Regions from separate parts of the Mus musculus genome. Here region 1 is linked to region 2. Evidence: chromatin loops called from intact Hi-C (ENCODE). Cell type or tissue: left cerebral cortex. All regions are shown on one strand. Each heading gives the region's core, and the rest is flanking DNA. Links, peaks and the distances in the headings are about the cores only.

Region 1 (16,600 bases), core at 3,455-11,454, 130 kb after region 2:
CCACTTCTTGGCCCTGGCATTCCCCTGTACTGGGGCATATAAAGTTTGCTCTACCAATTGGCCTCTCTTTCCAGTGATGGCTGACTAGGCCATTTTATGATTCCTATACAGCTAGAGACACGAGCTCCGGGGGTACTGGTTAGTTCATATTGTTGTTCCACCTATAGGGTTGCAGATCCCTTTAGCTCCTTGGGTACTTTCTCTAGTTCCTCCATTGGGGGCCCTGTGATCCATCCAATAGCTGACTGTGAGCATCCACTTCTGTGTTTGCTAGGCCCTGGCATAGTCTCACAAGAGACAGCTATATCTGGGTCCTTTCAGCAAAATCTTGCTAGTGTGGGCAATGGTGTCATCATTTGGAAGCTGATTATGGAATGGATCCCTGGATATGGCAGTTTCTAGATGGTCCATCCTTTCTTCACAGCTCCAAACTTTGTCTGTGTAACTCCTTCCATGGGTGTTTTGTTCCCAATTCTAAAAAGGGGCAAAGTGTCCACACTTTGGTCTTCGTTCTTCTTGAGTTTCATGCGTTTAGCAAATTGTATCTTATATCTTGGGTATCCTAAGTTTCTGGGCTAATATCCACTTATCAGTGAGTACATATTGTGTGAGTTCCTTTGTGATTGGGTTACCTCACTCAGAATGATGCCCTCCAGGTCCATCCATTTGCCTAGGAATTTCATAAATTCATTGTTTTTAATAGCTGAGTAATAATCCATTGTGTAAATGTACCACATTTTCTGTATCCATTCCTCTGTTGAGGGGCATCTGGGGTCTTTCCAGCTTCTGGCTATTATAAATAAGGCTGCTATGAACATAGTGGAGCATGTGTCCTTCTTACCGGTTGAGACATCTTCTGGATATATGCCCAGGAGAGGTATTGCGGGATCCTCCAGTAGTACTATGTCCAATTTTCTAAGGAACCGCCAGACTGATTTCCAGAGTGGTTGTACAAGCTCGCAATCCCACCAACAGTGAAGGAGTGTTCCTCTTTCTCCACATCCTCGCCAGCATCTGCTGTCACCTGAATTTTTGATCTTAGCCATTCTGACTGGTGTGAGATGGAATCTCAGGGTTGTTTTGATATGCATTTCCCTGATGATTAAGGATGTTTAACATTTTTTCAGGTGCTTCTCAGCCATTCGGTATTCCTCAGCTGAGAATTCTTTGTTTAGCTCTGAGCCCCATTTTTAATGGGGTTATTTGATTTTTCTGGAGTCCACCTTCCTGAGTTCTTTATATATATTGGATATTAGTCCCCTATCTGATTTAGGATAGGTAAAGATCCTTTCCCAATCTGTTGGTGGTCTTTTTGTCTTATTGACGGTGTCTTTTGCTTTGCAGAAGCTTTGCAACTTTATGAGTTCCCATTTGTCGATTCTCGATCTTACAGCACAAGCCATTGCTGTTCTATTCAGGAATTTTTCCCCTGTACCCATATCTTTGAGGCTTTTCCCTACTTTCTCCTCTATAAGTTTCCGTGTCTCTGGTTTTATGTGAAGTTCCTTGATCCACTTTGATTTGACCTTAGTACAAGGAGTTAGGAATGGATCAATTGGCATTCTTCTACATGATAACAACCAGTTGTGCCAGCACCATTTGTTGAAAATGCTGTCTTTTTTCCACTGGATGGTTTTAGCTCCCTTGTCAAAGATCAAGTGACCATAGGTGTGTGGGTTCATTTCTGGGTCTTCAATTCTATGCCATTGGTCTACTTGTCTGTCGCTATACCAGTGCCATGCAGTTTTTATCACAATTGCTCTGTAGTACAGCTTTAGGTCAGGCATGGTGATTCCACCAGAGGTTCTTTTATCCTTGAGAAGAGTTTTTGCTATCCTAGGTTTTTTGTTATTCCAGATGAATCTGCCGATTGCCCTTTATAATTCCTTGAAGAATTGAGTTGGAGTCAATTACATTTTTACCTGTTTTGAAGCACTGGAAAATCTATATAAAATTTTTTGGATTTTCTACCTGTATTTCTGGTGGATTTTTATCTATGAATTCAATTTCTCTGATGTCATCTCTTCAGACATGAGCTTATTCCTCTTAGGTAATGAGTGAAATTTACATTCTTATTGAATTAATATTATTTGAGCTTGCTTTTAAGTCTTTTGTTTTTGTTTTTGTTTTATAAAACTTTAAAATAAGGCAGTCACTGTGGTACATAATAATCACAGCACTGGGAAACCCAAATGTGGGGCCATGTTGCTGGAAGCATTAAACAATAGGCAAGTTCCTGTGCTACACAGGACAATAGCGGGCCACATGGCTCTAATGGGTTTTCTCATCCTGGCATAGTCTCTGTCTCAGAGTTCCTGAGTCATCTCCACCCAATTCACCAAGTTCCCTTGGCGGGTTGCTGCCATGCCAGACCCATGCAATGACCGCCTACCTTGCAATAAGCTGTCACAATTCCCAGTAACCTAATAAAATCAAAACTCTAGAAGTTTATAATTAAACAGTAATATATATATATATATATATATATATATATATATATATATATATTCTCAACTCACAAGATGCCCACAAAATGATTTCAGAGCCAATTGATAATGATATAAGCTGCCCACATAGATAAGACAAGTTATCCGGGTTATTCTCTCCCTATATGATACTTTATCTACCTGTGGCTATGTAAAGCCACACGGAATCTGAATCGTCCTGTTCGTCCTCCATTTTCCTCCTCCTCTGTCTTTTGCTCCCCATCTCTGCAACTCTTAGCTCCACCTCTCTTTTTCCTATTCAATCACATGCTTCTTGTTGTTTTAATAATTAAATTAATTGGACAGGGAAAATTCTGTTACAAGGCCAGTCTGGGTTGTAGAATAAAAACCAAACTCAAATTTTTAAAAAATTTAAATTAAATAATACTTTATTTTGGTTTCATTGTATTTTGAAATAATGTATGTTAATGAGTTCATAAACAATTAGAGAACTTTTGGTATCATTTCTCCTTGGAAAATATACTTCTCACTTAGTGAGATGAGTCTTCCCAGACAATGCTACTAGTTTAAAGTTTAAAGATCAAGATAAGCTTTGGTGTGCTTTCTCTAATACTTGAATGAAATACTGCATTTCCCTGAAATATTATTCTATAATGTAAAGGCATATCTTAGGTTTACCATCATTCTTAAACACATACCCACACCATCTAATACACAATAATGAGTCAGAGATGGAATAACTATTAAAAAAAATCCTACTACAATCCATAAGGAAATTAATGGAAAGTCTATAAGAGTATAGGGTACCCATCTCCATCCTCAAATCACAAAGTCACGGCAGAATAGAAAGAGGAACAGAGAGATAAGGCATTTAAAGAGGTAGCTTACCAGAACCTAGAAATGTCACATAGACTTTTTTTTTTAACCTAAAATTTGGTCACATAGTACCAATAAGAGACTTATAGAGGTATTTAGTTGTATACTCAAAAGAGAACAGATATTGATGGCCCATGGTGACATTGTCATTGCCATGGAATGACCCTTTTAGCAATTAGCATTGGCTTTTAAAATCTGATCTGAGAGTCTTTGTAACTTCAGGTGAACTTAGTCAGATGTTTTTGTTCCAAGTTTGATGCAAAAAAAAAAAAAACAAACGATAAATTTAAAGGGTAAAATTATTATTCAAGATTTATCATGTGGGCCACACCTAGCTCCCCTGAGCAGCTTGCTGAACCCAGGACCTTCGTGTCCAACCAAAACTCTACCTGAGTTCCCCAACTCAATCTCCTTCTGTCCAGTATTCACAGTGCACACCCAACTGCTGGGAGGCTTGCACCACCCCTGAGTTCCATTGTCCTGCCCAAAGACACCCACCAGAGGCCTGCCAAACTAGAATCATCAAGTTTAGGCTCCCTACCAATAATTGCTACAACTGAAACATCCAGGGACAACCAGATGTCCACAGGCCAGCATAAGAACATAATCGTCAAAAGCCAGAGCAATATAACACCCTCAGAGAACAGCTTTCCTACTACAGCAAGGCCTTGCTATCTTAACACAATTGAAGCATAAGAAAAAATGACCTTAAATTTCATCTTATAAAGATGACATATATAGGCTGCTGGCAGAAAGTGTGGACCAGATTAAAGGTGGATCTTCTCAACTCAAAAGATCTGAATAAAAGTCTATCTTCCCACTTCAAATGATTTAATTAAAAAAACGAAAACCCTCACAGTTGTGCTCAGTTTGAGATTTACATAATTCCAGATGTAGTCAAGATGACAATCAAGAATACCCACTAGAGGTGTATTCTTTGTTAAGGTAGCCTAAACTACTGTAATAATTTCACTCAAAATACATTGGAAATTTCTTTCATGCATCAACAGGGTGATATAACTGAAAGGGTCCATGCCTACCAGGAACAGCTTGAGAATCAACATCCAGCATCCAGAAGGACAAGGATCACAAAAAGTCATATACACCTCTTCTAGAAGCAACCAGCACTACTTTCTCTAATGTTTCATTGTCTACATTCAGACTTATGGCTATACCTTAACTGTAAGGAATGCTGCGTATCATTTAGAAGTTTATTCAAAAATTATTTTAAAAAAATAAGAAAGAAGTGTTAGGCCAGATCAAAGACTTCCTTATATTATATATGTGTGTGTGTGTGTGTGTGTGTGTGTATGATTATATGTGTTGGAATATGTATGTATGTATGTATGTATATGTATGTATATACAGTATCAGATTCTTTGTTCTGTAGGAGGAAGTATGCATCATATGATATAATACATTATCAATATTCAAATATTTAATAACACATTCCATTAACTCCCACTTATACTTCCAAAAGTATAATCTGTATGTTTGTGTGTATGTACACGTATGTACATGTGAATATATAGGCCAGAGGTAAATGTCTGGTATCTTTCTCAGTCTCTCCACTTTACTTTTGTCTTTTGAAACGATGATTCTCACTGACATTAGAACTCAGCAATTATCCATGCTACAATGCACTGTATTGACACTCCGGGTACTTCAGGGCATCCACCTGTTTGTCCCTCCTCAGTACTGGAGTTATATGGGTATACACTGCACCTGACTTTTTTTCATAGATGTTAGGTATCTCGGCTCCCTTTCTTTCTTTCTTTCTTTCTTTCTTTCTTTCTTTCTTTCTTTCTTTCTTTCTTTCTTCCTTCCTTCCTTCCTTCCTTCCTTCTCTTCCTTCTCTTTCTTTCTTTCTTTCTTTCTTTCTTTCTTTCTTTCTTTCTTTCTTTCTTTCTTTCTTTCTTTTTTTCGAGACAGGGTTTCTCTGTGTAGCCCTGGCTGTCCTGGAACTCACTCTGTAGACCAGGCTGGCCTGGAACACAGAGATCTGCCTGCCTCTGCCTGCCAAGTGCTGTCAACTCCCATTCTTATGCTTACACAGCAAACACTTTCCTAAACTGAGCCATCTCCCCACAGCTCTCATTTTGTGACAGAAGGAAGACTCACAGAAAACAACTGTGGGAGGGTTTTTATTTATTTTTTGCTTGTTTCCTTCCTTCCTTCCTTCCTTCCTTCCTTCCTTCCTCCCTCCCTCCCTCCCTCCCTCCCTCTCTCCCTCCCTCTTTTCCTTCCTTTCATCCTTTCTTCTTGTCTTATCACAGCTACTCTCTTTGACAAATAAAGGAGAGCAGACGACAGTGCATCCCCCAGACTTGTGTCCTTTTAATCGCCTTTGCAAGGTACTCCTCCTATCTCTTGTAGCTTTACTTCAATGTTTAAGGAAGGCATTTTTAGCATCATGAATTTATTATGAATGGCGCTCCTTTGTAAAGCATTCATTGTTTCATAGTTATATATTTTGATTTCTTTCACTTGATTCAGGAAAAACAAAACTAGGAAATTTTTTACAAAATGATGCAAATTCATCACAATATTTCAAAAGACACTGAAAACAAGGATTTGGGGGTGAGGTGGGTATGTAATAATGCTAACACCAAAGCATTGCCTTGCAAAGCAGGAGTGGTTTGCTGAGGTAAGAATATATCCAGATGGCAGGGTGCATATATACTAAGATAATGAATGAAAACAAATTCAATTTTTACTAAGTCAGCTATTACGCTCTTCTGACCTCTAATATTCATCCATAGTGTCTTTGGTTAAAAGAAAAAGATAAGCCAGTTGTGGAGGCTTCTTTGCCATTTAGTAACTGCATGAATTCCAGGAACCTAATTTCCCTAGGACGCACATTTATTGTTGTGTCCTACCAGAGGATAGTGAGATAGAGGTAAGATAAAGTATTCAACACACATCTTTATAACCACTGTATAGACCGTATTTTACACAAACACTAATGATCTTAGAGTCAGAGTGCCAAAAATCCAGTCCAGAGTGTTTTCTTATTTCTGACATTACCTCATGCTCTTGGCCATGGCTGCTGACTTCCAGGGCACTGTGCCAGAGATACCTTTTGTGTTTTTATTCCATTTCTGGTTTCCTGTTAGTATTTTTTTTTTTGCCTGTGTTTCATGCAAAATTCCATTCTTTACCAAATACATTTTAGTTAACCATGATTTTTATTTTTATATAGGCAGAACCATGTTATTTATACACCGATTTATAATAAATTTAAAAATAATCCACATCAAAATGATTAAATGCTGTTAGGTGTAATAGATGTCAAAAGTATGGCAGAGACTCAAAAATGTATTGGAAGGAAAAAGAAAATCTATTATGACATCTTAATTATGAAAACGTTAGGTTTTAGGCAAAAGCTCGCTTTTGTGAAAAGGTAATATTATAACAAAGGAGACAACACAATTTTATAATATAACCTACAGAAAGATCTGTATGTTGACCTGGTGGTTTATTGTAATATAAAGAGGCATTAAAAGAAAGCAGGCCGAGTTCCCCATGCTCCAGGGGCCTATTCAGCTCACTGCTCAGTTAGGATTTACTCAGACTTTCCACAGAACAGCACCATCTGCCTGATTAGTCCGTTTTCTTGGTATCCTGCCCATTCCTGCTATTTAAGTTTCTGCTCTATTTCAAGAAAGGCACTCGTTAGAGATGGCCACATCTGTTATCACTTGAGAAGTCAATATATCTAAAAGAACTAGACTAGCACCCTGGTATTTTACTAAGTACGAGACTCAACTTCCTTTCCCGTAAATGCTAATAAATCATGAAATAACCTTTAATTTCCCTCTCTGCTACCAATCCTGAAATTCTGTGAATCTAAAATAAGAAATTCTCAGTGTAGGCATTTTTGCGAAAGACACATTATAAACACAAACAGAAAAAAATGTCATATGTTAAAAAATAAAGTTAATTGAATGCTAACAAGAAATAAGAAATGTAAAACATGTATGGTCTGTTATAATGACTCAAACACCCAAAATAGGATGCTGGAAAAAAATGGCACAAATGTGTTTTAATTCAACTTTCTAGAAAGTATGCTCCATATAGGTGGGAATTTATGTCTTTTTCCTTTTTTTTTTTTTTTTCTTTTCACTGTATCTTGAGTGTTGGGACACATTGCAAAAATCCAGATTTTTAAGTCAGAATTACAAAATGGTTCTTCAAGATTCCCTGCTTCTTATGTATTCATTCATACTTCCTCCGACTTGCACAAATGCTAATTTATATATTGATGTAATGGTATTTTATAGATATAATTAATGTCTGAAATAATTAACCTTATGATTAGATCATCAACGTAGGTCTGACATCATCACAGAGATCTGTAAAAACTCAGTTTTATGTGATAATTGTAAAAAGATACCACAAAGCCAATTACTGACTACCTAATGGAAAGCAGCAGCTACATTGTAAATATGGCCCTGTGGAGCAGAGAGCAGTAGACAAGAGCTAAAAACAGCCCCCAGTGTATGAGCAGTAAGGCATCAGGGATTTTAGTCCTACAATGACAAGTGGATTCTGCAAACATATAAACAAGCTTAGGTAAGAAACGGAGCCTCCAATAGTAAAGTCAGTGAATACATTTCAGCCAGCTAAGACCTAGAGCACAGAATTAAGTACAAACTCTTTTGAGTTTATAAATGTGCATTCTTTTATCCTGCAATATTAGCAATACTTTGTGATAAAGCAATAAAATACTATCTTATATCATATATGTAATAAAGAGTTGTGGAATGAATGGATGCATGAATGACAGTTTAGTATGATGCATACTAAAGTTAAGATATATTTATAACAAGAACAGATCATGGAACCATGTGGAGAAATAGATTAGTCACTGAAACTAAATTCATATTTTAGCGCAGCATAAGCACCTGAAGAGACTGCTCCTTCTTTGGCTTTTCTTTGGCTTTTCAGCTGAATGTTTTTCACCAACTTCTAACTCTACCAAGTACTACCTATGCCAGACCCTAAGGGCATTATATGCAGCTGTATCCACACAAGTGATGGTTACCACTCACTAAATTCTTGTGGTTTTACACCTAAGTTTTAATAATAACACATTTTGTATTCTTCACTGATATTAATTAGACATTAGTATATTTTTAAATAAAAACAAAATATTGATGCAATGTACCATGTTTTTTCTACTACCTCTCTTTAAGCTTCAGGGAATCGAGCTAAAAACCCTGGTTTCCCTTGGATCCATGGATGAAAGACACACATGCGCACACACACATGTGCACACACACACACACACAGACACACACACACACACACACACACACACACACACACACACACACAGAGCTCATTTTTAACCTGCCTTACAGCTCAGTAGCTGGTGTCTTCTAAGCTTTCCACAGCCTTTTCTTTACTCCTTGCTCAACACTCTAAATCTGCCCTTAGCTTAATTACATTTCTAATCTCCTGCCTGGGGAAGCAACCAATGGCCACTCCACCTGAGATCTCACATGGCTGGTGACTCTCCTTCTGAGGCATGGTGAATTCCTTTCTTCTTCCTATGTCTTCTAGCCTGCCTGTGGAAACCTGGAAGTCCTGACTCTTCCGCCCAGCCATTGGCCACTGGCATCTTTTTTTGTTCGTTTGCTTGTTTGTTTGTTTGTTTGTTTTTTCAAGACAGGGTTTCTCTGTGTAGCCCTGTCTTGAACTCAGAAATCCACCTGCGTCTGCCTCCCAAGTGCTGGGATTAAAGGCATGCGCCACCACTGCCCAGCTTGGTCACTGGCAGCTTTACTGATTGATCAAGAACCAATTGGGGAACAAGACCATCAGTGCTCCCATGCAAACTCCTGACCAAAGCATCAGAACCACCCCCTACAGTGCAAAACAAAAGGAAATGTATGTATTAAGATGTTTATATAGTAATCTCTCAAAATTCATAAAGATCGATTCCAATATCCCTATGAATATAAAAATTCATGAACAATATAAAATAATGTATATGCAATACTTCCATATACTTTGCATTTTTTCAAGAATATATGTAAAACTCTATTCATTATTGTGCTACATAAAGACTTATTATACTATAATGTGCAGGGAATAAAAAATTCATTCTTCACATTTAACCTAGATAAAATTTTAAAATATTTTCAATTTACAGTTGGTTAAATATATAGATCAATAACCTATAAATATGGAAGTCTGACTGTATATCTCCACTTACGTTTATTTCAAGAAAGTAAGTTTAGGGTATATTGGTCTACAACATCACCTTAAATCTATTTTGAATATAGGTATACCTACAGTATATATGCAAATTTTAGTTGAAGAGACACAGTTTATTTCATGCTATTAAGTGTACAGTTGAATTGCAATTAATACTGGAATTTTGTCTTATATTCTTTTTAAATATGACATATAAAATTGGAAAATATTTAAATATGAAATCAAATGTGCTCTCAGGAAATGGTTCTATAAAGCTTCAGAAAAGCTTGACTGTAAGAGCCCAGAAATTGCCTTCTTGTCACATAAGAAGGAAGATTGGAGGTTTCTGGGTGAACATAAAAAAACTGACGTGTATCATTTGATAAATACTTAGACTTCTGAGTTGAACAGGAAGATGGCTTTGGCATTTCTTTTTGTTATTGAGATAAGATCTTTCTATGTAGCCTAGCCTGACCTGAGAATTTACAATCATCCTCTCCCAGTTTCCTGAGACTTGGGATTATAGGAATGTGTCACTATGTCTGGCTGATTTTTTAATCATTATAGTATTTCTTCCTATGTCATTCTTTTTCCATAACAGGTGAGTAAGAGGTCTTTCATAAAGCAAAGCAACCAATAGCTCTTCATAGCTGTGACATCTATGAACTACAATGACTCCCATAGCAAGATATCCCTAAGGGTGTAATACAGGCACTCATATCTTGGAGGGAACAACAGCTATTGGTTTTTTATAGGTCTAATTGGATTTATGACCTCTCAACAGGAGGTAAATCATGCCTGGTACTACTGGTAGCATAGCCAACTTTTTCAGACTAGTGAGGTAATAGATCTTAGAAGAGAGCCTACTACCTCTTCTTTACTAAACCAGCATAATTGCTAATTGCATTCTAATACTCATCTTTATATCCACAGCTTGGTGTAGCTCTCAAACATCATCAAAGAAGCTTCTCTTTGCAACAGATGGAGAGTATTAAAGGGAACTACAATTGGTCCAAATGCAGAGAACTCATGATAGTGAGATTCCCAGCACCAATGGATACACTACAACACAACAGCTACAATTAAGGCTAATGTAACATCATGGAAAGGGGATGGGGAATGCAGAAAAATTATAAAATACAGAGGACCAGGAAACCTGTTGTGAGACTGTGTCTTCTAGAAATTACAGGTAAGTTTCATCCATAATATCCCAATAATATGGCTGCCTAGTGAATACCTGAACCAGGAATGCACCAATAGCAATGATAATGTGGAGGGAGAAATTTTATGGAATACCACCTTTAAACCATGAACTACAGGAAGCTAAGGGAAGTAAAGATGAACCTCCAACTGGGTTTTTCAATTCCAAATGGTTAGTCCTGAAATCATATAACTATATATGTGTGTGTGTATACATACATATACATATATATATATATATATACTCTATATATACATACACTCTCTATATACATTATATATGTATTATATACACATATATAGTATATATATGTGTATATATAACAATAAAGAAAAGGAGAATATGGATTTATGAGGGAGGGAAAGGGCTCATGAGAAGGATTGAAGGGAAGGGGAATTATGTAATTAAATTAAATTTAATTTAAAATTTAAAAAAGTGCTCTCTTTTTCCTATATGCTCTACAGCATTTTATGCTGTTTGAGTTTGTGATGGTAGCCATTCTGATCGATCAGGGTGAGAAGAAACTTCAAAATAGTTTTTGGAGGTTTTTGTTTGTTTGTTTGTTTGTTTTTCATTTTGTTTTTCCGATGCAAAAGCAAGAAGTTTATTTTCCAGCATGTTGGGGTTGACCTTCAATTAGTCCCTCAAGGAGAGTTACAAAGAAGGTGACCACAAATGACTATTACAAACAGTTTTTATACTTTTTAGGGGCACAGGTTACATTGGCAAGGTTATGGTTCAAACTTATTAGCTTAGCATAGTGTCCTTTATATCTATTGGCTAGCAAGCATGGCATGCCTTTGAACTCTTCTTGGGACTTTCCAGAGGGTCAGGTGACTATCAGTCAGTACATTCTGAGAATTTTTTACTCAAGAATGATCCTGTGGGTGGAGAATGGAACCTGGCCTAGCCTTGGCCCCAGGCAGTAGGGGGAAGCTGTAAGGAGGGTGTGGGACTGGAAAACCACTTAAGGGCCCCTCATCCCTCACTTTTTCTTGTACAAGCTCCAATCCTGAAACTATGATCTGAGATACTAGCTCATATTCTTCAGGACCTGTCCTCAGAGTCTTATATTGTTGGTACAGGACCATCAGCTGTACTGCTCATTCTTTCTTTTATGGTGGCTATAAGCTTGTTCAATATGCAGGGTCCAAAAGTCAACAGTAGCTGGAAAACAATTAGGAGTAACAAGGTGGATATGAGGGTGGTTAACCAAGCCAAGACCTGAACCATCCCCAACTCTGTTCTTTTTCTCTCTTCTGCTTGGCTAGCCCTTCTCTCACCTTAGCCATTGAATGTTTAACAACTCCAGAGTGGTCTAAATAAAAGCAACACTCCTCAGATAAGGTAGCACATAGCTCTCCTTGCTAGAGGAAAAGTTAAGTCTAATCCCCTCCTATTTCCTATTCTGTAGTACTACTTCTGATAATGAAGTCAATGATTCTTGAAGGTGACTGATGGGAGTTTCTATTCTCTCTATACCTAAATCAATGGCTGCCCTCAGACTGTCGTGATTTTTCTCTTGTAAGACCAAAGCAGAAGTCCCGGTGGCTGCTCTGCCACCCCCAATCCCAACACAAGGGAGACAGTGAGTGCTATAACAGGTTTGGCAGATGGGCACATAGGATGGGGAAAGGAACCAGAATCCAAAGATACCACTAGGCAGTCATGATCAAGGTCGAGTGATCTTTAGCTTGAGCAGATTATTCATCTTCTGTACCATCCAGCGGGGTCCCTGGGAAGCAGGGTGTCTGCAAGTTTCACATAGGAAGCATGCACCCAGACTTCAATAGAGTCCACCTTGAGAGCTGGGGAGTGGTTACCAGCACCAGGAAGGTCCCTTCCACTGGCGTTCCAGCATCTGTGCTAGTCACCAGTCTAGAAGCAGTGAGGGGGTCTCTGGCATTCCTGGAGCATTTAAGGCAGACAGTTTGGGCCAAATCTCATGTTGTATTGACTTGAGGCTTGGAGCCTCAAGAAGAGGTTCCTATCAGTGTGTTGGGATACCTCTAGAGAGGGCCCAGTAGACACCAGGGGAGTTGGGATACCAAACAGAATCTCGAAAGGCGTCAGGTTAAAATGGGTAGGGGGCTGTTCCGGGCTCAGAACAGGGCTAGGAAAAGGAGCACCACCCAGTCAGTGCCATTCTCCAAGGACAATTTAGTTAAGGTCTCTCTTAGGGTTCTGTTTGTTCTCTCTTCCTGCCCCGAGGTTTGGGGATGGTAAGCACAATGGAGCTTCCAATTAGTCCTCAATATCTCTGCCAATGCCTGACTTACCTTAAAGACAAACTCAGGGCCATTGTCCGATCCAATTACCTTGGGCACTCTGAACCTCGGGAAAATTTCCTCTAGTATCTTCTTGGCTACCAGGATAGCTGTTTCCTGCTTGGTGGGGGAAAGCCTCAACCCATCTAGAGAAAGTATCCACAAACACTAGAAGGTATTTGTAACCATAGTTTCCGAACTTAATTTCTGTAAAATCAACCTACCAATATGCTCCAGGCTGTTCTCCCCTGGGTCTTTTGCCCTGTTTACTCTTGGCTGCATAAATATTCACTTACTGGCATACCTTACACTGTTCTAGTGTATCTCTGGCTAAAACCCTGACATCTATAACACATACATTAGATACATTGAATGCTTAGATGAGCTTATCCCCTAAATGTGTCCATTTACCCAATTGGCCAAATAAGTCTTTTGCTTGCTTTCTGGGGAGTCAAAATAGTTTTAATTTGATGCCTAATGATATCAATCACTTTATAAAGTGTTGATCAGGCATTCAGACTTCTTCTATTGAGAAATCTTTGTACAAGTCTATAGTCCATTTTTTACTGGGTTTAGTGTCTTGATGCTCCCCCTCTCCCACATTCTCTAAATATTCTAATACTTACTCTCTGTTGGGTGTTTTTCTTTCATTCTGTAGACAGCATCTTCATTTCATTGACAGTTTCTTTTGCTATTTTGTTTATTTTGATTTTCAGAGCTTTATAGTTTCATGGGGTTCATTGAAGTGTCCATTGTTCATTTTTTCCAGTTGAGTCTCACTTAGGCCACTATATTATAACATGTACCCTACCTTCTCTTTTAGTAGCTCCAGAGTTGCAGGTTTCATATTTTTTATCTATTTTTAGTTGATTTTTGCAAGGTGAGGTATAATATATAGTTTCATTCCTCTACATGTGGACATCCAGCTTTCCCAATACACTTTGTTAAAGATACAGTTTTTTTCCTAATGCGCATTTTTGGTGGCTATAAGATCAGGTTGCTTTAGTTGTATGAACTGAAATCTGTGTTTGTTCTTCTCCATTGATCTATGTGTCTGTTTTTGTGCAAGTACCATACTTTTTTCTTTTCATTACTGTAGCTGTTGCACTATGACAAGATCAGATACAGAAAAGTCTATAATATTATTCTTTTTTGCTCAGAATTTCCTTGGCTGCCTTTGATTTTTTTGTGTGTGTGTTTCCAAGTGAAACTGAAACATGCCTTTTCTACTTCTCTGAAGAATGGCACGGGTGGGGATTTTAATTTGGATTGGGTTGGATCTGTAAATTGCTGTTGGTGTGATTATTTTCACAATATTAATTGCACCCATCTGGGAGCATATGTCTTTCCATCTTCTATTCTTCTGTAACTTTTTTCTTCAGACAGTTAAAGTTTTCACTGTAGAGCTTCTTTATCTTTTATGTTAGATATATTTTTAGGCTATTGTGACAATTAGGCTACGTTTCCCCTATCTTTTTCTCAGTGTGTATATGGAAAGACTACTGATTCTTATGTTAATTTTTTGTCCCATCACTTCACTGAAAGTGGCACTGATGGGCATCAACATAGAGCACTGATGGGCATGGACCTCCGATATCAACACAGCCTCAGGAGGTATCAGGGACCACAAACATCAACTTGGTATCCACTCACTATGGCAGCAGAGCAGATCACAGACACAGACATGGCCTCTGGTGACAGTATAGACCATGGAGGTCTGTACTGGCTGGTTTTGTGTGTTAACTTGACACAAGCCGGAGTTATCACAGAGAAAGGAGCTTCAGTTGAGGAAGTACCTCCATGAGATCCAGCTGTGGGGCATTTTCTCAATTAGTGATCAAGGGGGAAGGGCCCTTTCTGGGTGGGACCATCCCTTGGCTAGTAATCTTAGATTCTATAAGAGAGCAAGAGGCTGAGCAAGGCATGGGAAGCAAGCCAGTAAAGAACATCCCTCCATGGCCTCTGCATCAGCTCCTCCTTCCTGACCTGCTTGAGTTCCAGTCCTGACTTCCTTTGGTGATGAACAGCAGCATGGAAGTGTAAGCTGAATAAACCCTTTCCTCCCCAACTTGCTTCTTGGTCATCATGTTTGTCCAGGAATAGAAACCCTGACTAAGACAAGGTCTTTTGAAGAGGATCAATTCAGGAAAAGAACCCTTGCTCCAAGGCTTTGAAAGCTTGCCTGCTTCTATTGCTTATGACCTTATGTGAATGCGTGAATGCCCTCTTCTCTGCTCTTTTTTTTTTTTTTTTGCTTTTGCTTTGTTTTGTACTAGAACCTTTCCCCCAAACTGATCATTTTTCATCCAGTGTGTTAATTTATCTATTTGCTGGTGCTGTATGAAATTAGACAATACAACTTTAATTTTTCCCTTTCAGAAGCCTAATCCAGGCTGATCCTGTTCCATAATGCTCCATACCCAAATACCACTGCCAGGAGAGAGCAAGTCTCCCAGCAGTGCTGACACACCTGTGAGCATAGGTAAGACCACCACTTCTGCTCTCAGAGGGACCTTCCCAGAGACCCCAGGACACAGGAACTGAGGAACAGCCCGGGACAGGATCCTTCCAGTTTCCATCTGTGCCTGGAGCTGATCCTGTGTCATAGTGCTCCATACCCAAATTCCTCCCAGAGAGAAGTGGTCTCCCAGAAGTACTGACATACAGACTTGCTGGAGGGACAAGCCACATTCAGAAACAGCAAGAACAGCTAACACCAGAGATAACTAACTATATGGTGAGAGGCAAGGGCAAGAAAAAAAAAAGCAACAGAAACCATGGCTACTTGGCATACTCAGAACCTAGTTCTCCCACCATAGTGAACCCTGGATATCCCAACACACCAGAAAAGCAAGACTCTGATTTAAAACCACATCTCATAATGATGGTAGATGACTTTAAGAAGAACATAAATAACCCCCTTAAAAAATACAGGAGAACACATGTAAACAGGTAGAAGCCCTTAAAAGGAAATACAAAAATCCCTTTAAAAATTACAGGAAAACACAATCAAACAGGTGGAGGAATTGAACAATTTAGATTCCAGGATCTAAAAATGGATCTAGAAACAATAAAAAAAATCACGAAGGGACACAACTCTGGAGATAGAAAACCTAGGAAAGAGATCAGGAATCGCTGATGCAAGCATCACCAACACAATACGAGATAGAAGAATTTCAGGTGCAGAAGATGCTATAGGAAACATCGACAAAACATTCAAAATGCAAAATGCAAAAAGCTTCTAACCCAGATCATCCAGGAAATCCAGGACACAATGAGGAGAACAACCCTAAGGATAATAGATATAGAAGAGAATGAAGGTACCCAACTTAAAGGGCCAGTAAATATCCTCAAAAAAATTACAGAAGAAAACTTCCCTAATCTAAGGAAAGAGATCCCCCAAAACATACAAGAGGTCTACAGAATTACAAATAGATTAGACCAGAAAATAAATTCTTCCCGTCACATAATAGTCAAAACACCAAGTGCAAAAAACAAAGAAAGAACATTAAAAGTAGTAAGGGGAAAAGATCAAGTAATATATAAAGGCAAACCTATCAGAATTACACCAGACTTCTCATCAGAGACTATAAAATCTAGAAGAT
Region 2 (16,600 bases), core at 3,778-11,777:
TTACAAATGATTCCTTTTCTATCCCATTTCCAAGTTTAGTTTTAATGAGATTTAAGGGAAAATAGTTCTTCCCACACTTGAAGACCACAGGGATTGGTTCACCTCGAAAATGAAGTACACGCACTGAGAAACAAGTGTGTTTCTGTGCCTCTTCAGTTTAGTAATTCTGAGTCTTAATAAGGTAACATAACAGTCTGGTGTTTGTAAGAATCCAAAGAACACTGCATATCTTTGAGAGAAGGATGATACCAAGTGTTTCCAAAGTATTTGTCCTTCTAGCAAGACACATTTAGGCTGTGATTCAAAGCAGAAGATAGCTGGTATTCATCCTTCACAGAGTTTATAGACCCAAAGGACTGGCTTCAGTTAGGGATGATTACCTGCCTTTCTATGTGGACTCAGTTTTCCTCCATGTCATCCTGAAGTTTTTGTACACACTGGAAGGCATGTGTTTCCAGAGTCACACTTTGGCCGAGAATCTGGCAATGCAGAGGCAGAAGGAATTCAGAAGCAGGCTCTAATTTATCTCTCCTCTTCCCCAGTGTGTGGCTTCAGAAGCAGCTTATTTTCATCAAATACCACAATGCATGCAAGAAGCGGGAGATGGAGGTTATGATTCTATTACAGAGGGTCTATCGAGAACTAGAATTCCGTGTGCTTGCAGCTTTCCATATTTGGACTCACTGTCTGTCCTTGTCAGAACCTTACTTTCTGGTTAGTAAATGTCGAATGAGGAACTCTGGCTCTCTTAAGCTCTCACGTCTCTCATTCTTATCTCTAGCTCTCCTTTTTTCCCTCCCTTCCCATTCTCTCCACGTGGCCATGGCCTGCCCCTCTCTTTCTTTTTACCTTCTCTCTTCCTTTCTACAATAAAGCTCTAAAACCATCAAATAAGACTAGTAGTCCATGGAAATCACAAAGAACACTGTTTGTGTTCTCTTCCACACTGTTTGTGTACCACTCTTCTACACTGGTAGCCTTTCTGAGTATCCTGGCTCAGCATTTTCCTGATTGGTAGGAAAGACTTACAGCTATGCCTGCCACCATGGCCTTTGTTAATAATTACATGATACATTCCATCTGTTTGTCACTTCTCTTTCTTATTTCTCAACATATGTGAAATCCTCATAGGAAAGAGAAAGACTGCTGGGTGTCACCTTTGTGATCCCAACATCTACTAGTAATATTATCATCTGTATTCAACTGATTAAAGAAAAGGTAAAATTGTATGGGGTTTCCATTGTCAGTCCTAAGATTTCCTTAACATCTGTTAGATAAATTATAAAATATTAGAACTAAGTAAAATGATGGGGAAAAAATGGTGTGTATCTGTAAAAATAGGAGCCTTGGTTTTTAAAGGTTCTGATGGCCAGGGCAAAGCAAACTCCAGGTTTTCCCAGCAAGTCCTTTTCCCTTCTCTTGTGGAGAGCTCTTTGGGACTGCTTGCTTCTAGACACTTGACAGGAAAGTAGATATTGAGCCAGGATAAAAGAAAGAAATTCAAGGCTGGAATCTGACTTTGGGCCAGGACTCAGAAAATAGGCCCAGATTAAGAACATTAACATTTGCAAAACTCAGAGCAGCCTCAGTGGAGGCTTATGTGGCATTCCTTTTGTCTTGGTAATCCTGACTAGTCCATAGAAAGGTGTTTAGGGGATTTTGTTTATTGTCTTGCTTGTTCCTTGATCCAGAGCTGATATTATCATTTTGCATGTACTTAAAGTGGTATAAAAGTAGACTGGGAAAATAAATAAATAAACCTGCTCCAGCCTCAGAATTGGCTGGGGTCATGCTACAACGTTATCAAATTGTCTTTTTTCTTTTTACTCCTCACTCTTGTCTGTGCTGGAGAACCTGTTGATTTACTGAGCTGCTTTGGTCAACGTGGAAACTTCTGGTTTAACAACTCAGCTGTGTCTGGAAGCTGTGTCATGTGATGTTTTTCTGGATGCTGCCACATTATGTCTTTCTGGAAGTTATCTTGTGAGAGAGCATGTGATGTTTTGCTGAAAACAGATGACTATAAATGGAACCCCACAAACAGTGAAAGGATGCCCTTGAATTGCTATGCTGTGCAAGGCTTCGCTTCTTCGAGGGCCTTCATTGGACTTTGCTTGTCTTGCTTCTTCACTGGTTTTCAGTAGTCTTCATGTCATGGAGTAAAACACGCCAAAGAACTTCTGGTATTCCAGCTTCTGCTGACTTGTGCTGATTAGACAGAGCCTTGATGTTTCTGTTGGATCCAGCCACTGCTACTGATTCATGTTGGGTGTTTGCTATTGAACTGGACTACTAGTATCGTGATACTGAAGAATAGAATCACACCCAAAGAACTACTACTAAAGTTGTCCACAACCCTCTTTTACAATTAACCTTCCTCTTCAACCTCTGTTGGGTGGGTTAGAAGTGAGTTTGAAGGGTTTAAGAACCCTAAATAAAGTAGACCCTGAAAAAAATCTAAGCCTATAGGTGGCACCCAATGTGGCCTAGGCATAATGGGTAACTCACTTCTAAAGAAATAGAGAAATCAGCAGATTTTGATGGGCTTGCAATGTTGTTTAAGGAAGTCACAAAATAACACCTACTGCAGCTGAGACGGTTCTTGCCTTGCTCCTGGAGGGGTTTTTCTGGTTTTGCTTCATAATCTTCATGCATATCATTCTGAAAAAGATTGTGGGGAAAGCTAAAAATTCAAAAGGTTCACTCAATTCTCTTGTGTTAAAAAGAATTGCAGAGTTGGCTCTGCACTTAAGAGAGTTTGCAGATAGAGGTTGGAAACAAAGAGCCAGGAGGAGGAGAAGAACAGGGTTCAGCCTTGGTGTCTGAGTCCAGAAAGCAGACTAGGCTGGAAGGCAAACTGCTGTCCTGCTCCACACACTTTCACTGTTAAAAAGCACCAGAGCACCTCTGTGAGACAAGGGGCCAGCAAGAGCAAGAGGTAGTATAGGAACAACAGGTTAGTGTTGACCCAAGTGCACTGCCAGAGGCACCTCACCTCACATTAAGTCTGGAGTAGTCAGCCAAATAGGAGGAAAAAACGTGAAAACCACTGTATTAAAGCCCTCCTGCCTTCGGATGCTGTGACCCTTTTTCTTGTTGTGGTGACCCCAAACATTAAATTATTTCATTGCTACTTCCTGACACTTTGCGTCTGTTATGAATCATTATGTATGTATGTATGTGTGTGTATATATATATATGATATGCAGGATGGTATTATGAGACCCCTGTAAAAGGGCCATTGTGATGTGACGAGTAGGTTAAGAACTGTGAGTCCAAGTCTGCCCTGCAGCTGGGCACGGCCTCTTGGGGAGGCAGAACTCTGGGAGTTTCACTTAGCTTATCCGACACCAGGGCGAGTGCTGGGCTATAGGGAAGCACTGAGATACCACTTTGTGTGTGGAAAAGCAAATCTGAGTTGTGGGAAAGCTAGATCTGGTTCAGGGGTCCCTGGGCCTGTGATAAGGGCAGGGCCATGGGGTTCTCTGACTCTTGGACATCCAGGTACCATTGGGAGTCATGGAAGATCTGAGAACAGGGGAGGGCTGGAGACAGCTTCTAGCCCAGAGCAAAGACAGGGTGGGGGGCACTGGCTTTTCTCATCAGTGATTGTCCTTAGCTTGGTGGAGGCAGGCTGGAAGCACAGAGAGGTTGTCTACAGGAGATTTAGCTGCAGCTGTGTCGTTGAATGACTTCTCTATGGCTCCCCATGGTGGATCTTGATGAAAAAGACAATCCATGGTCTAAACTGTTTACTGGCTGTTCATTAAGAAGAATGGATACATACTGAACTGTACCCCCTTCTCAGGGTGGGCCTGAGATTAAATACTGTTTTCAAGGAGGAAAGTCTGGGAAGGAAAGCTTACTGGCTAAGCCCTCAGGGCCTCTACGTACCTCATTAGCATGGAGAACTCTGTTCTGAGCCTATATGTCCTCAGGTCAAATTTCCTGGGGAGTCTGGCATATGTACCAGGGAATTTGACTTGGACCAGGGATTCACCTAAGTCTCGGGTATGTGCCCATCAAGTCTCCAGGTTTCCACCTGTTCTATCTTACCAAGCTTCCTGGCATGGTTTTACCATTTAACAGGAACGACTTCAAGGATTCCTAGAGAACCATACCCACCATCCTAATCCCTGAGCCTCAACTAGATTCCTATGAATTAAGTTACACCTATAAAGATCCTTAAGCCTGGCAGACTACCATATGGAATCCCTAAATCAACATTGTGAACATCGGCTGGAAAGTTGTTGTTAGGACTGTCTTGGGCTAACCCAAAGCCCATCGACAGTACTGGGAAAGGCACTATAATGAAATTCCATGGTAGGCTTAATGTGAGGATCTGTACTCCTTTGAGAGAGAATCAATATTCACTCATGCATGTGCAAGAGTGCATACATGCACACATGCCCATACATGCATTCACAGTCACATGTGGTTTGAGATGGGGGCATGAGCTTTGGAGATTGGTCTACATTCCTCCAGGAACATCATTTTGCTGGCATAATCACAGTCTAAGTGCGCAGCTAGGTGCCAGCTACAAACACCTCCAGCCATCCTGTCTTCAGGAAGCACAGGCCAAAGACAATGGATTAAATGTTTCACAATTACCAGTCTGAGGACTTACACACAATTCATAAATGGCCAGCTGTAATCACATCACATCTGTAAATCTCCTCAAGAAACACAATTTCACAGGCCTACCTTGTTCTGGCCAAATCACTCCTCAGAAAAACAACTCCAGGTGCTTAGTCTCTTGAACAAGATGAAAGCTGGCATAATTAGCCTCCTAGTTCATCACTGTGAAACAACAGTGGCAGAAAAATAGCACAGCTTTTAGCCACTTGTGAGAACTGAAAAGAGATAACAGGAGAATAAAGGGAGAAACACCACAAAATAACTCCAGATTTGAATTTAAGTACTGTGAAGCCATAACGCTGGTATCAAAATGGAACAAAATTCCTTCTGCCCTTGTTTTCTGAACTCCTCTATAGCTGCCTGCAAGCCCCTGAAGTACCTGCTCCATCCACCACACAGGAGTTCTACTTGTTGATAACAGCATGTCACTGCACTCTTCACTAGTCAGCAGTATAATTGTTCTGGATGTAGATGTTGCTTCCACTAAAATTAAGACAGAACTTGAAATGTATCTCTTCATGGGATAACAACTTAAATAAAAGCAAGCTTCTAGAAATTTATTCAGCACCCCATTGTCCATACAAATAGGGTTGTCTAGGTGAAATGATGGACTTAGCACCTTTTTAAGTAAAATCATTTCATTTTGAAATAGTTAGGTTCCTTATTTTCCTGAATATATTGTGATTCATCTATGTTAACAAGCATTCCTTTCCTTTTTAACTAAGTCCACTTTAAATTTATACAAAACTTTGTTTTATACATACTTTGTTTCTATGATTCATTTCCTAAAAGCCTCCTACTATAAGAATCTGGGGAGCCTTAGCTTACCAGGGACCCTCTGAGTGAATCACATGGAGCAGGGATCAATGCAAAAAGCAAGAGGAATTTATTGTTCCAGTGCAGTGGGGTCATCCCGGACCTGAAGGAGAGGCGGAGACCCCCACCCCCACTCCCTCCTGGTGCCTGTTTGGAGAGTTTTTATATGGTTTCCAGGGTCAGAATAGAGCACCAGCAACTAGGCACAATATGATTGGTGGAACAGTGCACCCTTTAAACTGGTTGGTCGTTAGGGAATGAGGTGACAAGGACTTCCCTTGAAGTCCTTGGGCAACAGTCAATCTTGAGGAATGTATCCCCACCTGCAGGTTGGTTCCAGCCCTGTGGTTTGAGAAATGTTAATTAACCTTTCCCTTCAGGAGGGCCAAGTATTTCATGACCTTCCCAAAGTTCCTGAGCTGACCTTTTCACTGCCTGTTTGAAAATCATGGGATCATGTAAGTGTTTTTCTTCCTATAATCAGAAATGACATGGCTCTTATTTCTCCTTTCATTATAGATAACCCCCCCTCCCCAATCACATGGCTTGTATTCTGAAGAGAAAAACAAAATCCTTGCAGGACTTTCAATGGAATCACAACTTAAAATAACAGATTATATTTACTTCACACAGTTTCTTCTATGTTATCAAGGGGATTTGTTGTTTTCCTTTCTTCAAAAACTTTTCTACTATTTTCTACCATGCTGATGATTTGAGGTCTAATTTATAAAACTTTGTCAGTAATAGTTCATTGGAATAATTCTCACACTCATCTGTGGATTCAACTATGTGGCAGTTGGCAACTTCAACCCACTTGAAATAGTTCCCATATCACAAAAATAGTTACCTTTAAATAACCCTCTTCCATCTGCCTTAGATAACAATGGTGGAAAGGAAGGGAGCAGAATGCACTGTCTCCAGCTGGGCATGCTAAGAGACTTGTTTATACCATACCTGTCTCCACACCATGAATATAGAGATAGCATAAAGTATAATTATTCCTTAGAATGTTCCTGTTACTATAAAAAACTAAAGCCTGTTCTAGATCTTTCTTTAAAGTTGTATGATTAATTAGGAACATTGTGTAGCTTCTGCTACTGAGATCAGAAAGGCAAGGACCCCAGCCCAACTGGATGCTGTTGTTTATCTGCACATCGTCCTTCTTTTCTTAGAAGTACTGCCTCATAGGGATGTGTGTTAACAGTAGCATTTAGATAGCGTTCCTTTAGATTTATATGACAGTCATCTATTTCCTCTGCTTTTTCTGTGCTCTGAGGAAAGTATTAAGTATGGAGACTTTGAACAGTGTTCTCTTCTGACTTCCAGGATGAAGAGAACTACTACACAGTGTTTGCTTCCCTTTGAGGATTAATGTTAAGCAAGATCTTGAGTGTGTAATGGGTGCAATTGGTATCATGCTGGCAGTCCAAGTGAACAGAAGAGAAGGAGGCAAGAAGATAATAAAGTTCCAAATAAGGAATGGTGTCAGTGAGACAGGTTGAGAGAGCTGGGGGTAGGGTGGGGTGGGGAAGAGCAGGACAATAACACTGACCCATAGGGGATAACTTACTGTTTAATAAGCTTATCAGAGCACATTTAATAAGAAATATTCATATAAAAATTTAAAATGAGTAATGAAGTTATTTTTCGATGTGTATCAAAATAGCAGGATTCAGTGTACTTGGTGCCGTATGCTAAATAGAAGCACATTTGCATAGCATCTGATCAGCAGTTTTCAAAATGCTTTTATTGGAAGCTAGCAGACGGTTTCCAGGTGTCACTCTTTTCCCCAGAAAGATATTTTCCTTTCCTACATCTCTACACTAAGTGAACATGATACTATATGGTAAAAGGACATTTTCAAATTTTAGGGTTTTTTTTTTTAAGTCCTTATAAATCTGCCCCGTGCTTTTTTTTTAACTCCAGATATAACGTCTGTACAAGAATATAGTGTGAAAAATAAACAAGTAACTAGCTTTAAATGTTCTATGTGCTGAACCTTTAAAACGATCTAGAGGATAGATGCACATGCATGTTCCTCTGTATCAAAAACATGGGCATTTATTCTAAAACATCTGCTGCAGTGTGTTTCTAAAGCACAGAATTTAATAATGAAATGACAGTGTGTAAATGAGGTGTTCTTGTTACATGATAAAATCACATGTGCTGCTGCCATCCAGGCATCATACCCTGTGCTTTGTAGAATTTTTTTGTTCTAAATGTTCTGTGTGTAGCACACATACCTGTGTATACACCTTTTTGCATGGAAAGGGTATGTGCACGTGTACACTTGGAAGCATGAGGCTAGTTGGGGGTCTTCTGTTATTCTCCACTTTATTTATTGAGACATGATCTCTCAGCTGAACCCAAAGCTCATCAGTACAATTTGTCTCCACAGTCAACTAACTCTGCCAACACTTCCTCCTCAACCCACACTGTTTCCTTTTAATTATCCGCAAATTTAGTGGTCACAGTTCCTTGGCATTACAAGGTGTCATCCAGTCTGGGCTACTGCCATATTTAAGGTCTTATTCAACAGTTTGCAACACTGACTGTTTGCCTTTAAGTTCCTTTTGATCTCTCTTTACCCATTTTTCATATCATTTCCTAGTTTGTTTCATACAATTCAAATTACCCTATGACCACATGAGATGACAGGTATACATGATGAAGCCAGCTTGGAGAACCTGATGCAAGACTGGGCAGAAAATAAGTTTATGCACATATGTTTGTCAGAACCAGATCAGATGTAGGTGATCATAAGACAACCCCTAGGCTGGTGAAGCAGTCTGTGTATGTAAATGTTTTGCCTGCATGTGTACCACATGTGTGCCTGGTGCTCTCAGAAGTCAAAAGAAGGTATCAGATCACTGGGAACAGGAATTATAGATGATAGTGAGCCTCTGAGTGGGTGCTTGTTATAGAACCCTCATGCCCTATAAGAGCATCCAGTGCTCTTAACCACTGAGCCATCTTTCCAGTCAGAAATACTTTTTTAATAGCTATAACACATAGGTCAAAGAAACACCATGGACCTAGACTAAGCTGATGGCAGAGACATTCAGAATACTAGAGCAACAACAGACCTTGGAATTCAGAAAGATTCCAAGCCAGCAAGTTTCAGATTTTTTTGTGAAGAATAAAGAACAGCTTCCCCAGCACGGTTTCCTAATTGTCTTCCCTCAGCAACCTCACTTTTTCCTAATTCTTCTCAGAATCTTGTCCATGTGACCCATGGAACATTTTCTGGTTGAGCCATTTTGAAGGCAAGATGTATCTGATGAGAAGACGTGGACTTGTCCAGGGCCTTGCTGTGTATCAATGGACAATATCCACAGGCAGGAGTCAGGCATGAGGACTGTGTCTTCTCTCCTGACTCATAAACCTAAGATAGAAACAATAAATGTGGAAAAGTAGAATTTTTACTGTCTTAAACTCGGATGTGTTTTTATGTGCTACTAAGGCAGTACTTGTCATGTTGCTTATGAAAAGCAAACAATTAAATCCAGTTCCTTCCAATCAGGGTTCTTGCTTTTACAGAGCTTTCATTTGTCTCACTGCCTTTATTGTGCTTGCTGACTTCCACCACCCCACCAGAGTCATCACTCAGTATTTTTGAAGGATTAAGTGAATTATAGGAGTTTGCCTTGCATATTCTGTTCTTTAATACAACTTGCAAGCACTAGCCGGCATATATTTCTGTTTTTAATAGCAGCCTCTGATTGACAGAGCCTTATCGGAGTAAAAACACTTGCTTTGCCTGTTCACCTAGAGCTCTCGATTGGCATTTACTAGCCTAAAGTTGACGATGCTCTCTAAAACTCACTAAAGTTATTAGCAATCAGATCCAACTAAATTGGCATTTAATTTTAATTTTTAATTATCTTTTAATAGGGCTTGGAGATATCTCAGTTGCAAAAGTGGTTGCCATGAGAGCATAAATGCCTGTGTTCAATCCCATCAGCCCTGTAACAGCTGTTATCTCTAATAGAGGTTAAAGGCTTGTAATCCCAGTGCTTGGAGAGAAAGAAATAAGCAAATCCTCTAAGCTTTCTGCACACCTAGTTTAGCCAAGTCAATGAACTTCATAATCCATGAAAGGCCATGTCTCAAAAAATATATGGAAAAGTGATTCAGGAAAACACTCACTACACCTACACACACACACACACACACACTTTTTTATGAATTAGAAACAAAATGTTCAACAAGAAAAAATACATATAACAAAGATGTAAATGGTACATTAAACCAACCATGCAATTTATTCTGGAACTAATGCTTCAGCTAAGTTCTTGTCTCTGCCGACTACAAAGTAAATGCTCCCCTCTTTCTTTTAGTAATGGAATAGCAAAAGTTGTTGAGCTCTGTGTGCAGCCACACCACTCACGTTTTGGTTGACCTCTTGACCTCTTTACTCTGTTCTTACAGATTAGAACATGACAGTGACACTGGTGACTATGTAGATAAGGACTACAGAAGGCATAAAAGAGGTGAACTCACCTATTATGTCTGTCACAAAAAAGAAAAGAATCACAGTAGGCCATTGTTTTCAAAGGAACCTATTGTTTCAGCGACTTGGACTTTAAATAATAAATCCTATTAATCTATTAAAAATTGTCTGTTCTACCTTATTTTATCTTCAGTCCAAGTTACTGGAAACTGCCCAAACTTTTTTCCACCTCTGTTATATAAAATGAGGAAATACAGTTCTCACTGTGCCTGTAGTTCAATTTCCTAGGACAACAGGACACTAATAGCTTTTGACATATACAGGTTAATGTCCTAATCATGATCCTTTCAACTTAAATAAAACCAACAGGGATCCACTTGCAGATTTTAAAATGAAGCCATAGCAAGTAACAATGCAATGTATCAACAGAAACTACAGCAAAGTGTCTCGAGACTCATGAGAATGGTTGATGTAAAGGAACACAACTGTTTGTTCTCTCAACTTCCACATAGCTTCTCGTTTCTAGTTTTCCTTGTACAGTTTCTCTATTTCTTCTCTTCTAGGATCAGCTTTCTGACAAGTGGGTGATAATTTACTTGTTGCTACCTGCTACTATTTCTTCACAAAAAATGAGGGTCTCATTGTAGGCAGACATGATATGAATATGTTGCCAAAATATGGTAAACTCTTAAGTTTCATCTTCTTGTTCTTATCAGGACTCTCCTTTGATAGAGTTCCATTACCACTATGAAGATATCAGTCTATCTAGATGGGTGGACATTCTTTCTGGGTCTTTTGGTTCATTGCTTCCCTTATTCTTTAAGAGTCCTAAATAGTCAAGCTCTCTACCCAGGCTCTGAGCTAATCTGAGCACTCATCCCCAAATGTTCTTGAGTCTTCTGCAAAACATTACCTCTACATCTTCTCTTCCTCCTATGACATCTCCCATGTTTATCCAGATAATGTTCCCACAACTTATTTTACCTACACAGGGTAGATCATGCAGGCCAAAGAACCAATTACCCTCTAATCACTTAAGAACATAGGCAACCATTGGACTGAGCACAGGGACCTCAATGGAGCAGTTAGAGAAAGGACTGAAAAAGCTGAAGGGGTTTGCAGCCCCATAGGAAGAACAACAATATCAACCCACCAGACACCCCCCCCACACACACACATCAGAGCTCCCAGTGACTAAATCACCAATCAAAAAGTAAACATGGAGGAACCATGGCTCCAGCTGCATACGTAGCAGAGGATGGCTTTGTCTGGCATCAGTGGGGGAGAGGCCCTTGGTCCTGTGAAGGCTCAATGCTCCAGTGTAGGGAAATTCCAGGGCAGGGAGGTCAGAGTAGGTGGGTGGGTGGGTAGGGAAGCACCCTCATAGAAGCAGGAGCGGGGAGGGGGGATAGGAAAGGGGTTTTTCAGAGGGGAAACCAGGATAGGGCATAACATTTGAAATGTAAATAAATAAAATATTTAATTTTAAAAAACGCAGAAAACAGTCTGGTAATTTCTTTACACATATTAGTGCCTATGTGCAATCTTTGGTTTCTACTTAAACCGAAAAATTAAAAATTAAGCCCACAAGATTCTACTGCAAATTACTTTTTTTTCCATTTTTTATTAGGTATTTAGCTCATTTACATTTCCAATGCTATACCAAAAGGCAAATTACTTTTAAAATAATATCCCATGTAAGTCGGGCGGTGGTGGCGCATGCCTTTAATCCCAGCACTCGGGAGGCAGAGGCAGGCGGATTTCTGAGTTTGAGGCCAGCCTGGTCTACAGAGTGAGTTCCAGGACAGCCAGGGCTATACAGAGAAATCCTGTCTTGAAAAAACCAAAATAATAATAATAATAATAATAATAATAACCCATGTAAACTTATAAATAAGGCAATTATATTTTATATTTCATTGTAATTTATGTATTAAAATGATTATGTTCAAGTTTTATGCCTTCTTTGAATTGATGTCTAGATGTATCTTAATCTAGAAAGAGAGGAAGGAAAAAAAGGTGTTGGAAGAAAGGATGGAGGAAAAGAAGGAAGGGGTGGACGGGAGGTATTCTTGTAAAAGGATTCTGTGTGGAAGACTTGTGCAGTTGGTGGCACCTTTAGTATGTGACTAAATCATGTACTCACACAGCATATTAATCAAGGAAGAATAGGTAGGCTCTTGGGAAGTGGACTTCCTTAGATTTCAGTCACTGGAAGCATGCCTTTGCAGGGCTGCCTTTGCAGGGTTCACCTTGTGCCCTGGACCATCCCCAACCCCACTCCATGAAGAAGCCAGGCCTGTTCTCTCATCCTTTCTTATACCCAAAGCAATGTAGCCAGGTGATGTGCATCTCTGTAACTGTGCATCAAAATAAATACTTTTATCCAAACATATTATCCAATATATAAGTCAGGAGTTAAGGAAAAGATGAAAGAGATAACACAAAAGGAATTCAGATCTACGCATTGAGAATCTCCAGCCTGGCTTCAGATCTTAGCTTCCTTGAGTTTTCTTACTAATAGATACTCTAGTAAAGCTGTATATGCAGAGACATGAGAGGGAATAACTTGAAGAGGGACATTAGTAGAAATATTGTTCACAGAGTTACAGAGCAGGGCAAGTTCTCTCAATTTGCAACAGCAGGCGTATCTAATGAAAGATATGCTTTTTATGTTGGCACCATGATTACTATATTTTACATAAGATCAGTAGTACAAGCATGAGAAAGGAAGAAAGAAGAAAAATAATAATTAAAACAGAAAAGCATTAGCAGGCGAAGAAAAGGATGCTGCTGCAAAACCAGTCCACCAGCAGGTTCTCTGTTGCCTACCACTCTCAGACTTCCACAAATCTGCTTCTGAAGATTCAGGTTTGGATCTAAGCAAAACCTTCAATAGGAGTCTACATTACATCTGTGCCAGAGTCAGAGACTGTACGCTTGCCTAAGATGATTAAGAAAAAAGGAAGATTCAGAGTGAGCAGGTCAGTGTGACCAGGGCAGGGGAGAGAGTTGCACAGAGAAGCAATGCTCTGGAAAATCTGCTTGGGAAGGCATCTTTGGAGAAACAGATGAGGATTGAGGTAGGCTATGAACCCTGATTAAAAGGCACTCATAGGTTAAAACTACTTTTAACATATTACTGGTCTTCTTTGTAGTCTTTTGTCTATTTTGCCCTTGCTTTATTCCAAAGCTTAGAACACTCTGGCACTAGGTTCAGTTTTAGGTATATGCACAAATGCCTCTCTTGGGACAGACTCTGTTCTCACTACTTTACGTATATTAGCTCACTTAAGTCTCAGATAAACATGAGAAGGAAATGAAGGTACAGAGAGAGAACAAGAGTCTGATCCAGCCTGTGAGTGGCAGTGCCAGAACTTAAATACTAGACTAATTGACTAATGCTGGTGCTCTTATTACCATGAAATAGTTCTTCACCAGACAGGAAGCCAGACTATGACTACAACACACAGTAATCTCTATTTGGCACAACCGGATCCAATGATAGCATCATTTAGAGGCAAACTGGAGGAACCAGTTTGGAGGGAAGCAGGATGGCAAGAAAACTGAGCAAACAGCCTGCCTCTATTTTATGGCTCCAGTTTTTGTTTACCTGAATTTTAATTAGTTCAAAGCATAAAGACATTGCTTCTATGTTTCTTTCTTTGGTTTGTTACTCTATTGCAAAACAAAGAAATGCTCCCAAATTTAAAGAATAGCTTCAAGATCTGCCAGTCCCAGTACTGAGAAGCACCAGGTATTTTCTTGGATTCAAAAAACTCAGTTTGCCCCAATTAAATTCCAAGGAAATGATAATAACCAATTACTCAGGAATGTTTGGGTGGTTGTTTGGCACACTTAATTTCAATTATTTCTTTATCTAATTATTTCTCAAAACCACACAAACTCACAGACATTATTTTAATATTTTATAAAATAGTAACTGATAAAATAAAGTATTAGATAAGTAGGAGAAAGGAAATGCATTCATTGTGCATCCTCTTCTTTCTTTCTTTCTTTCTTTCTTTCTTTCTTTCTTTCTTTCTTTCTTTCTTTCTTTCTTTCTTTCTCTTTAATTCTAAGACTTTGGCAGGTGATGTTGTTTATTCAGGCCACTAAGTCTGTTTCTGAATGTTTCCACTGAGTTCCAGTGAAGAGACCAAGCTGGCTGCCAGACTTGAACTAGCTAGGACAGAACGGAAGTGAGTCATCGCCTCCTTCACCCACACTCTTGAAACTGAACCTGAAAGGAGAAAACCTTAATGCATAACAGCAGTCTGTCCTGTTTATTGTTGTGGTCACATGTGCTAAGACTAAGTGCTTATGACAGTCACTGTCTATAAATCCTTGGTGAGAGAACAGATAAGTGACTTTTCCTTCTGTCCTGCCCTTAGCTGCATCTCTGCAGGGAACAAGAACCCACGGAGTTTTTGAGTTTCCTGAGGCTTCATATAGACTTGGAATAACATGGGCAACTACAAATTACCACGAACTTCATGTGATAAAAATAGAATTTCTAATTTCCTCTCCTGCAGTAAGTATCCTTCTGTCTGTCCAGCTCCTCAAGGCAAATCCTATAAAAAAAAATGCTTGATTCTTCTCTTCCTCTCATTCACTGTTTCCACACTCTTAGCAAATAGACCTTGCCCCTCAAATGCATCATGAAATTACTTACCACTAAGTGCTGTCTCTGTTCAATGACCATCATTTTAAGCACTACAGCTGCCAAACATCTTCTCTCCTATAAAAGTCATACTTAAATTCCTTGATTCTAAGTTTGTCCATCTGCAATTGAACTTCCATCTAATAGCAAATGTGGATGCTTTTACTCATGACTACTGTCTCATTCCTTGTCCTATAATGCTCCTTGTCTTCCTATTATGCTTATACCAAAGTTCTAATCTGCCATGACCTCAAAGTTAGAGATACTTGGCTCTCCTGCTCATTACTCTGACCTGTGTTCAGTTATAATGTCCTTTGTACCCTTACCTGAGCATAATGTGGTCCCTTCTCAAAGACTGCATCTTTTTAATGTGTCTGTATGGAAATCTCTCTCTAAATCTCCATCATCCAGGTTTGAGTGAAACCATCTTCTCATTCAGAACCCTCCATACAACACCCCCACATTAGGCACATTCTGTTATCAATTCATTTTCTCTACAGCGTTTACAACGGTCTGAAATAATGTTGTGAACATAAATGCTTAATCAACATCTCCACCTTGGAAGCAAATTTAGGTAAATATAAGGATAATATTAGTCTTGCTTCTGGGTTTTAGTAAATGTTTTTTTGAATTGATGAGCAGTGTTCTGTAGAAGTTAAGCCTGGTTCTTTCTTCCAGCCCCATGTTCCCAGAAATAAGACTCAGACTCAAATAATATTTACAAATACCTTGACCATATAGCTAGGCTCTTCTCTGACTTGATTATAATTTAAAATAACCCATTCATTCTAATCTACATTCTTCCATGTGGCTTGTTACCTGTGCTCAGTTACCATGCATCTGTCTCATCAAATCTCCCTGGACATATCTCCTGGCTCACATTATCCCAGAATCCTTTCTACCTACAGGATGTTTCACCTCCTATTTCCTGCCTAGGCTATAGGCCATCAAATTTATTATTAACAGGTGCCACATCCACAGACACAAAATATTTTCTCTACAGTGTTTGTGGTTGTTTAGGGTACTTTTGTTAAGTGCTATTTGATTGTTATGTTATCGGGTCTCTATAAGCAGGACAGAAGTTACAATTGAAACTAAGCCTTTTTATTTTGGTTGTAGAGTAAAATCTGACAAGCTACCTTTTTAGAAATACTTTCACAATGCAAGTGTATCAATATGCCAATTCTAACATATCTGCAAAAATTATATTTTTTCAATCCTGTCGATTCTGTGGATATAGCATTCAAGAATGTTTTAAATATTGCGTACATAGGCATAACTATCACAGTGAAATGATTCTTTCAACCACACCTTTCATCTTGATTCTCTGCCTCTCCCACTCACTTCTGTGTATAGTGATCATTTTCTGAGAATATATGGTTCAGTTAAAATGTCGGAGAAGAGAAAACTGAAATCACTCTACAAAAGCAGATAAATCCATTGTTACTCAGCCAACTCTTAAGTAGTTGTCTTCTCACTAGGAAGTTAACTTTCCAGAGTAGCTCAGAGATGTCATTTAGAATAATTTCGCCTTACTGAGCAACTGTCAGTTCATGGTACCCTTACACTACTTGTTCAGGATTGTCACAAAAATGACACATTTCCCAGTCACCAATAAAAGGTGTTTGTCTGTTGGCCTGACCTTCAAAGTCTACTAATATGGCTTTTATCTAAGAAGATAAAGAGAAGAGATTGGATTTTCCTTAAAATGTTTCTAAATGGTTTTCAGCTTATTGCATAAGCTAGCCTCTCTATTTAAAGTAGTTGTCTTCCAGAAGTATTTGTTTGTATAAGCAAAATATGTTCAAGGTTTTAAGTTTGTTCTATAGTAATTCTCATTTCTCTGCCTTTCGGATTGGTCCTACATCATAGCATAGCTCTTGAAATTTTTGCTTTACATTTGTTATCTCTGTTCTGGAGAGGTTAATAAAGGATAAAACATACTGAAAAGTCCAATGTATAAGTCCTAGAGAGGAAAAATTAACCTAGACATATAGATAACTAAAAAATAAATAAATAAATAAAATAAG

Evidence for each region. A loop is a pair of places that touch in the nucleus more often than their neighbours do. Peaks named below come from ENCODE experiments on the same cell type or tissue, not always from the same donor. Only the 100,000 strongest peaks of a DNase experiment are listed, where the experiment ranks them.
Region 1: a loop joins it to region 2, with 7 times the contacts of the local background. A loop is called at or near these places in 4 of 42 quality-filtered maps.

What each region holds. Positions count from the first base shown.
Region 1 is chr13:85,301,489-85,318,088 of GRCm38, reverse strand. No RefSeq gene overlaps it. Among named protein-coding and RNA genes, the nearest start is that of Rasa1, 20 kb to the right of the region's middle. In left cerebral cortex, for the core only: no CTCF peak of the experiment used is centred there; a DNase peak (open chromatin) is centred at 6,937.
Region 2 is chr13:85,427,794-85,444,393 of GRCm38, reverse strand. No RefSeq gene overlaps it. Among named protein-coding and RNA genes, the nearest start is that of Rasa1, 150 kb to the right of the region's middle. In left cerebral cortex, for the core only: no CTCF peak of the experiment used is centred there; DNase peaks (open chromatin) are centred at 6,333, 7,210 and 7,627; H3K27ac peaks cover 357 bases.